Linked DNA regions of Homo sapiens: region 2 is linked to region 1. A link is an interaction called in ENCODE POLR2A ChIA-PET data of the cell type or tissue named here. Cell type or tissue: CD4-positive, alpha-beta T cell. All regions are shown on one strand. Region 1 overlaps CHURC1-FNTB (CHURC1-FNTB readthrough). Region 2 overlaps CHURC1-FNTB (CHURC1-FNTB readthrough).

Region 1 (4,000 bases):
TAGGCATGAGCCTCCGCACCAGGCCGATTTTCTTAAGTGTAGAAGGAGAATACTGCTTCCCTCCTAAGGGCTGTGCTGGGATAAATTAAACGATGTATGTGAAGCACTGACAGCGTAGTCCTCTCACTCCTACCTTCCCTCTGCTGAATAAAGGCTTCCTGGGGAGTCAGGAAAACCAGCCCAGAGAACCCTGAAGTGGAAGGCATTACAGAGTCCTGGCCCCTACTAACCAGGTACCCTTGCCAGCCAAGGGACTAGAGCATCAGCAGCATCAGAGGTGTGTGAGAAATGCACATTCTCAGGACTCGCCCAGCCCTACTCACTCTTCTGCACAAGAAAGTTTCAGAACCACACCCAGGTGCATAGTGCTTGTCTTTACAGCATACCCCTGAGCTATGGAATCCCTCAGCTCTTATGCGGGTCCCATGAAGTAGGCAGGAGTAGGTATTATTGTGAGCCACAGGGAAGCCAATTCTCATGTTCCCACTGACTCATGTTCCCACATCCCACAGCTGAGCTGGACTGGAAAGCTGGTGTCTTAAAACCCACCCAGGGTATGCTTCACTCGGCCAGAGGCTTCCCAACCCTGGGAGGCTGAGGAATCTTACCACCTTTTCCCACATGCCCTGGCATACCCGATGCCTTTTCCCACACACCCTGGCATACCCGATGCCTTTTCCCACACGCCCTGGCATACCCGATGCCTTTTCCCGCACACCCTGGCATACCTGATGCCTTTTCTCTTTTTTCTTGACGGAGTCTTCCTCTGTCGCCCAGGCTGGAGTGCAGTGGCACGATCTCAGGTCACTGCAACCTCTGCCTCCTGGGTTCAAGCGATTCTCCTGCCTCAGCCTCCCAAGTAGCTGGGATTACAGGCACGTGCCACCACACCCAGCTAATTTTTTGTATTTTTAGTAGAGACGGGGTTTCACTGACATTATGCGGCATCTAGAAGTGAGGCAGGGGGCACATGAGGAGAAGCCCGCTGCTGTGGTCTGAAGGTCTGTGTTCCTCCAAAATTCCCATATTGAAACTTAATCCCCAGTGCAGTGCTGGTGGGAGGTGAGGGCTTTGGGAGGTGACTCAGTCGTGATGTTAGAGCCCTCATGCATGGGACTAACGCCCTTAGAAAAGAGGTCTGAGGGAGCTTGTTCCCTCTTCTGCCATGTGAGGATGGAGCTAGAAGGTGCCACCTTTGTCACAGAGCATCAGCCTTCACCAGACACTGAATCTGCTGGCACCCTGATCTTGGACTTCCCAGCCTCCCAAACTCTGAGCAATACATTTCTCTTGCTTTAAATTACTCAGCTAAAGGCATTTTGTTACAGCAGCCAGCCCTAACTAAGACACCCACCATAGCCTATTTTCTCCTTCCTCCTTGGCATGGTTCATGATTCCAGTAAGTCCAGATTCATCACCCCGACAGTGTCCCTACAAAACAGTCTACTTCCTTTCTTGGGTACAGAAAGAAATAGGGCACAGAAGTGTTAAGAAACAAGCAAACCACTTCTACACAGCTCTGGCAGAGGTTCTCGGAGACGCTGAGAGCCCCAGGAGGAGAAAGTCAGACAGATGGGCCCTCTCCCAACCAGGTGCCCAAAGCACGGAGAGCAGCTCATTGTTTTTCCCGGCACATTAGATATGCCCATCATGGTGCCTGCCACACCCTGTGTCCCTTTCTGGCTAGAACAGCTCAGCCCCAAACCTCTGCTCAGAGAAGCAGGGCTGGGTGCAACATGTTCTTTGTGGAGAAGCAGGTTCAGACTGGACCATCAACAGGTTTGCTGGTGACCCACAGGGTGACCTGGCCAGCAGAGGCAAGGGAGCTTAGCTAAGCCAATCAAACCAGCTCACTCCAGGCAGGGCAGTGGGGACTGACCAGTTGGTAATGAGCAGGGCATGAGGCAGACAAACATGCAGAAAGAAGCGGAGAGGCCTAAGGATGATGAACATGCTGACTGCAGTTGGGGCTGGGGACGGTGGATCCTAGCACAGCCATGGGTCCAGACCAGACTCCAAGTTCAGCCCATGGGTATCCATAGAGCACATGCCCCTTTTCTTAGTGACACCTGAGAGTGCCTCAGGATTGGCCACTGCTGCCTAATGGCTCCCCCAAGCTAGTGAGCCAGATGCTTCAACAAGGGGGCTGGAAGGAAGACCTCCTAAACCATCGCTCCCTGCTCCTTACTGCCCCCTATTTTTGTCTTCTAGCCTCAACTACACAAAAAGAACCTAAGGGGCAGAGAATACATTTTGTGGTTGACAAAGCATTTGTTTTGTTTGCTCGTTTTTAAAATCTCTGCCACATAGTGCCAGCATAGTGCCAGGCATAAAGAAGCAATTCCAAAACAAATTCTAAATAAATAAAAAGGCCAAGCACAGTGGCTCACACCTGTAATCCAAACACTTTGGGAAGACGAGGTGGGAGGACTGCTTGCGCCCAGGAGTTCGAGACCAGACTGAGCAAGAAAGTGAGACCCCATCTCTAGAAAACAAAAAACAAAAAACAAAAAAACCCAGGTGTGATGGTGTCCACCTGTGGTCCCAGCTACTCGGGAGGCTGAGGCAGGAGGATCACTTGAGTCTGGGAGGTTGAGGCTGCACTCCAGCCTGAGTGACAGAGCAGGACCCTGTCTCAAAAAAAAAAAAAAAAAAAAAAAAGCAATTCCATGAGGGGGATCTCCCCCTCACCCCAGAGAGCATAAGAAGGGCTGCATGCCTGAGGCTTAAGAGCAGGGAGACGTGTCCTGCCACCTGATGCCTCAGACATTGGCAAGAAAAGCTCCTCAATCAACTGATGGTGCCATGCAGCCATGGCCTGAGGCAGCAGCCCTGGGCCCCATCCTCTTCCTGCTGTGACTCTGTCTGTATGGTGTCTGCCCCAGCAGCTGCCAGGCCACAACTGGAGCCCGAGGGTGCTGGGACAGCGCTGCTGTTGGAGAACTGGGAAGACAGGCAGGGCCCTCCTCTGGGCACCGGGGGCAGGGGCAGGATAGAGGGATGCAGCAGGCGAGACACCCAGCACTCACGTGACTCCTAAGCTAGCTCGCCTTGGGTGGGCAAACAGGGAAAAACTTGGTGCCTCCCCAGTACAGCAGTGGAGGTGCTGTGACGCTTACAGAAAGGAGCAGGCAGGGCACATCCACACTAAAGAACACCCCTTCCCATCACTGTCTGCCTCCCTAGAAAGCCCTAGAAAACATGGAGGAAGTGTGGCTCAAGACACAGAGTGTCCTGGCCATTAAGAGCACAATTGGGAGGTCAAGTTTGGTTCCAACCCTGCCTTTATCACTAATTACCTGCATGGTGTTGGGGAAGCCAGTTAGCCTATCTTTGCCTCAGTTTCCTCACCTGTAAAGTGGGGGTGACAGAGGATTCTCAGAGAATTTTTTTTTTAAGATTGTGAGATAAGGTGTAAAACCCATAACACAGGGTCTGGCACGCAGAACTTTATTAAATGTTAGCAGAAGCAGCCGTCAAGCTCCCTTAGGGAAGCATGAGATTAGCGAGCCCAGAGCTGCAGGAGGGGGAATGGAAAGAGCTCTAGGATGTAGAAGGAGGCTTATGTTGGGGAGAGGAAGGAGAGTGGGACAGAGAGATGAAGCCCAAGCCAGCACTTGGCTGGAATGTTTCAACAAAAAGAGGAAATGCCGCCCCCTGTGGGGCCCAGATGGCTCCTGGAGTCTGGCTACAACCTCAATTCTGGCACAGGTAGGGTGTGCCTACTAGCGGGCCAGCACCTCATGGGTTAAGGGCAGCTGCCAGCTTGCCTGCCTGCCAGCCAAGCTCCGCATGCTTCAGTGGAAACAGGGCTGCCTCTGGGTGCCAAATGTTATCACCAGGATCAACCACAGCCCAAAGGACCAGCAGTGCGACCTGAACTTTTCATTAGTAATGAGACTCCACAACGAGGAACAACCTAATACACCTGAAACCCAAGGCAGACACCCAATCCCCAGGGCCAGGCCAGCTCCAGTTACCAAGCACAGGTCCCAGGAGT
Region 2 (4,000 bases), 61 kb after region 1:
AAAAATAAAAATAGCTGGGCGTGGTGGTGCACACTTCTAGTTCTAGCTGCTCAGGAGGCCGAGACAGGAGTTCAGGGGTTTGAGGCTGCAGTGAGCCATGATGGCACCACTGCATTCCAGCCTGGGCAACAGAGCAAGACCCTGTCTCAATAAATATATGAATGTGTATATTTGTATGTTAAAATATATGTATTTATATAGAGAGATGTGAAATGAAAATAGTTTAAAAGATTTAATTTACATACATTAAAAATATAGATGATGATATGCATAGATAGAACCAGAAAGATACATGTAGTAGTTATTTCTGGACGATGGGGTTAAAAGTGATTTTATAAACTTTCTGGGCTGGGCACGGTGTCTCACACCTGTAATCCCAGGGCTTGGGGAGGCCAAGGTCGGCAGATCACCTGAGATCAAGAGTTCGAGACCAGCCTGGCCAACATGGGGAAATCTTGTCTCTACTAAAAATATAAAAATTAGCCTGGCTTGGTGGTGTATGCCTGTAATCCCAGCTACTCGGGAGACTAAGGCAGGAGAATTGCTTGAATCTGGGAGGTGGACGTTGCGACGAGCCAAGATCATGCCACTCTACTCCAGCCTGGAGGACAGAGTGAGACTCTGTCTTAAAAAAAAAAAAAAAAAAAGGCCAGGCGCGGTGGCTCACACCTGTAATCCCAGCACTTTGGGAGAACGAAGTGGGTGGATCACCTGAGGTCGGGAGTTTGAGACCAGCCTGGCCAACATGGAGAAACCCCGTCTCTACTAAAAATACAAAATTAGCCAAGCGTGGTGGCGCATGCCTGTAATCCTACTCAGGAGGCTGTTTGTTTGTTTTTTGAGACAAGAGTCTCCTTCTGTTACTGCACTCCCGGCTCCTACTCAGGAGGCTGAGGCAGGAGACTCGCTTGAACCCGGGAGGCGGAGGTTGCGGTGAGCCAAGATTGCACCACTGCACTCCAGCCTGGGCAACAAGAGTGAAACTCCATCTCAAAAAAAGAAAAAGAAAAAGAAGAACTTTCTGGCTGGATGTAGTGGCTCATGGCTGTAATCCCAGGACTTTGAGAGGCTGAGACAGGCGGATTACTTGAGGTCAGGAGTTCGAGACCAGTCTGGCCAACATGGTGAAACCCTGTCTCTACTAAAAATACAAAAAATAGCCAGATGTGGTGGCTGGCACCTGTAATCCCAGCTACTCGGGAGACTGAAGCAGGAGAATTGCTTGAATCCGGGAGGCAGAGGTTGCAGTGAGCCGAGATCACACCACTGCACTCCAGCCTGGGTAACAGAAGGAGACTGTTGTCTCAAAAAACAAACAAACAAAACATTTTTTTTAAGCTTACTTGCATTTTCTGAAGTTTCTACAATGATCTTTTATTATTTTGTAATTAAAAAAGGAATGGTTTAAAAATAAGCTGATTTGTCCTTATTTCAAAAACCACTTGACAGTTAATGAGAGTTTCTGCTTCACAGATGCCTTAAAAGCTTTACCTGTGGTTCTTCTACGCATTGATTTAGTGAACTTTTAAACATTTCTTAGACTTCCCAATAATGTATTTTGCTTTGTGCCTAGGAGGTGGTTACTTCTAGGTGCAGAAAACACTTGTTATGAACAAAGCCTACTGGCTCTGACCCATAAGGAAATAGATTATTTTTAGTAAGATACAGATAAATCTTAAGGACTTCTATATAAATAGAAGATTTTTTTTAGACTAGCTGAAATAGAATATTGCCTTTTTATTTATCTTGCACAGGGAAATGAAATGCTTTGAAATGCGTTCAGTTTTCTTTCTTCATACAAATATATTAAGGTGACCTAGAGTCAAAAAGTCTAGCTCTGCAGTTTTATTATTTTCCTGCCTTCTTTTCCCCTGCATGTAACACACACGCCCCCTACACTTACACAAAGGTTTCTCTTTCCTATTTTGTTCACTGCTGTGCTTCTATTTGTTTAGGGAACAATATGATAAGCTGGGTTCCCTCTAGTGGACAAAATACTTTTGTCAGCTGCTATGACCGCTGACCAAAGCCAGCAAGGCGAGGTTGTTACTGCTGGTATCAGAGGTTTCAAGAATAATGTATTCATAGCCTGGAATGTTTTCTTTATTTTTGGTAGAGACAGTGCCTTGCTGTGTTGCCTGGGCTGGTCTCAATCTCCTGGGCTCAATTGATCCTCCTGCCTTAGCCTCCCAAAACACTGGGATTATAGGCGTGAGCCACCATGCCCAGTCCATAGGTAGGACTTCAGCTTGCCTCTTTTTTTTTTGAGAGTCTCGCTCTGTTGCCCAGACTGGAGTGCAGTGGCACGATCTTGGCTCACTGCAACCTCCACCTCCTGGGTTCAAGCAATTCTCCTGCCTCGGCCTCCCGAGTAGCTGGGACTACAGGCATACAGGCGGGAGCCACCACACCCGGCTAATTTTTGTATTTTTAGTAGAGATTGGGTTTTACCATGTTGGCCAAGTTGGTCTCGAACTCCTGACCTCAGGTGATCCACCTGCCTCAGCCTCCCAAAGTGCTGGGATTACAGGCATGAGCCACCGCGCCCGGCCTTTTTTTTTTTTTTTTGAGACGGAGTTTTGCTCTTGTTGCCAGGCTGTAGTGCAGTGGCATGATCTCAGCTCACTGCAACCTCCACCTCCCGGGTTCAAGTGATTCTCCTGCCTCAGCTTCCCAAGTAGCTAGGATTACAGGGGTGTGCCACCACGCCCAGCTAATTTTTGTATTTTGTAAAGACAGGCTTTCAACATGTTGGCCAGGCTGGTCTTGAACTCCTGACCTCAGGTGATACACCTGTCTTGGCTTCCCAAAGTGTTGGGATTACAGATGTGAGCCACCGCACCCGGCCTAGCTTCCCTCTTTTAAGAGGTTATATGCACACATTTATATGTGTTTATCTAAAATGAATTAATATTTTGGAACTAGACTAAGTACATTTGCTTTGCTTAATGGTTTTGGCACTGAAGGAAGCATCCTCTAATGAGAATCCCATTCTTTGTTACTGAAAGCAGCTTCAGTGAAACAGAGCAAAATAAAATTCACAGGGAGACCATCGCACTGTTAAAGTTATGTTTTTAGCTTCTGTAAGATTTAAAAATTGCCTTTAACTTAAAAACCATTTTAGGACATTTCAGCTTGTAAGATTTTTCCAAAGATAAATTCAAATTTTGCTATTTCAGTGTTTTATCCTTTCCCTTTCAAAAGGTTGTTAGTAGCTTATCCCCGGAATAGCCCCTTAAATATTTTTCCTTTTAATTTTTAAGTCTAGTTTGTATGTTTCCTTACCTTTCAGTGAGGACACCATATCTAGGCCTTTGTCTCCTGGGCATTTTTCCTGGCCAGGTGCTGTTGGCACCTGGTGGGTGCAGGTCAGAGGTGCTGCTAAATATCCTCTACAGGACGGTCCCTGCACCAAAGAATTACTGAGCCCCAGTGTCAACAGTTGAGAAACTCTGCTCTAAAGTAGCCAACTTTTTTTTCCTTTGAGGCAGTCTTGCTGTGTCCCCCAGGCTGGAGGGCACTGGTGCAATCTCAGCTCACTGCAACTTCCACCTTCCGGGTTCAAGCGATTCTCGTGCTTCAGCCTCCCAAGCAGCTGGGACTACGGGCGCATGCCACTATGCCTGGCTAATTTTTGTATTTTTAGTAGAGATGGGGTTTCACCATGTTGGCCAGGCTGGTCTCAAACTCCTGGCCTTAAGTGATCCGCCCACGTCGGCCTCCCAAAGTGCTAGGATTATAGGCGTGAGCCACTGCGCCCGGCCTATAGTAGCCAACTTTCGACCTGACCATTCTTCCAGAACAGCAGCCATCCAGAGACTTGCCGGTGCTTGATGAAGAGTCAAATAACACGTCTGACTCTGTGAGCAGCAGAGGCCACCCGGAATCAACAAGAGATGCTGCCCGTCTTCACCTGTCCATTGTCATATTCTACCTAGGGAAGGAGATTTCCTCTTCACTATATCAAGCTGAAGCTGTTTTAGTTAGTACGAGAACAAGC

Evidence for each region. Peaks named below come from ENCODE experiments on the same cell type or tissue, not always from the same donor. Only the 100,000 strongest peaks of a DNase experiment are listed, where the experiment ranks them.
Region 2: POLR2A ChIA-PET joins it to region 1 with 6 read pairs; 6 of 35 experiments call an interaction of 5 or more read pairs at or near these places.

What each region holds. Positions count from the first base shown.
Region 1 is chr14:64,957,212-64,961,211 of GRCh38, forward strand. The region is part of intron 3 of CHURC1-FNTB (CHURC1-FNTB readthrough); the gene reads left to right. All of the region lies in intron 1 of RAB15 (RAB15, member RAS oncogene family), which reads right to left. Among named protein-coding and RNA genes, the nearest start is that of RAB15, 13 kb to the right of the region's middle. RefSeq lists an enhancer at 2,900-3,418. In CD4-positive, alpha-beta T cell, no CTCF peak of the experiment used is centred here; no DNase peak of the experiment used is centred here.
Region 2 is chr14:65,018,182-65,022,181 of GRCh38, forward strand. The region is part of intron 6 of CHURC1-FNTB (CHURC1-FNTB readthrough); the gene reads left to right. The region is part of intron 4 of FNTB (farnesyltransferase, CAAX box, subunit beta); the gene reads left to right. It also overlaps a transcript of MAX not described here. Among named protein-coding and RNA genes, the nearest start is that of MIR4706, 25 kb to the right of the region's middle. RefSeq lists a silencer at 1,840-1,889. In CD4-positive, alpha-beta T cell, no CTCF peak of the experiment used is centred here; a DNase peak (open chromatin) is centred at 1,980.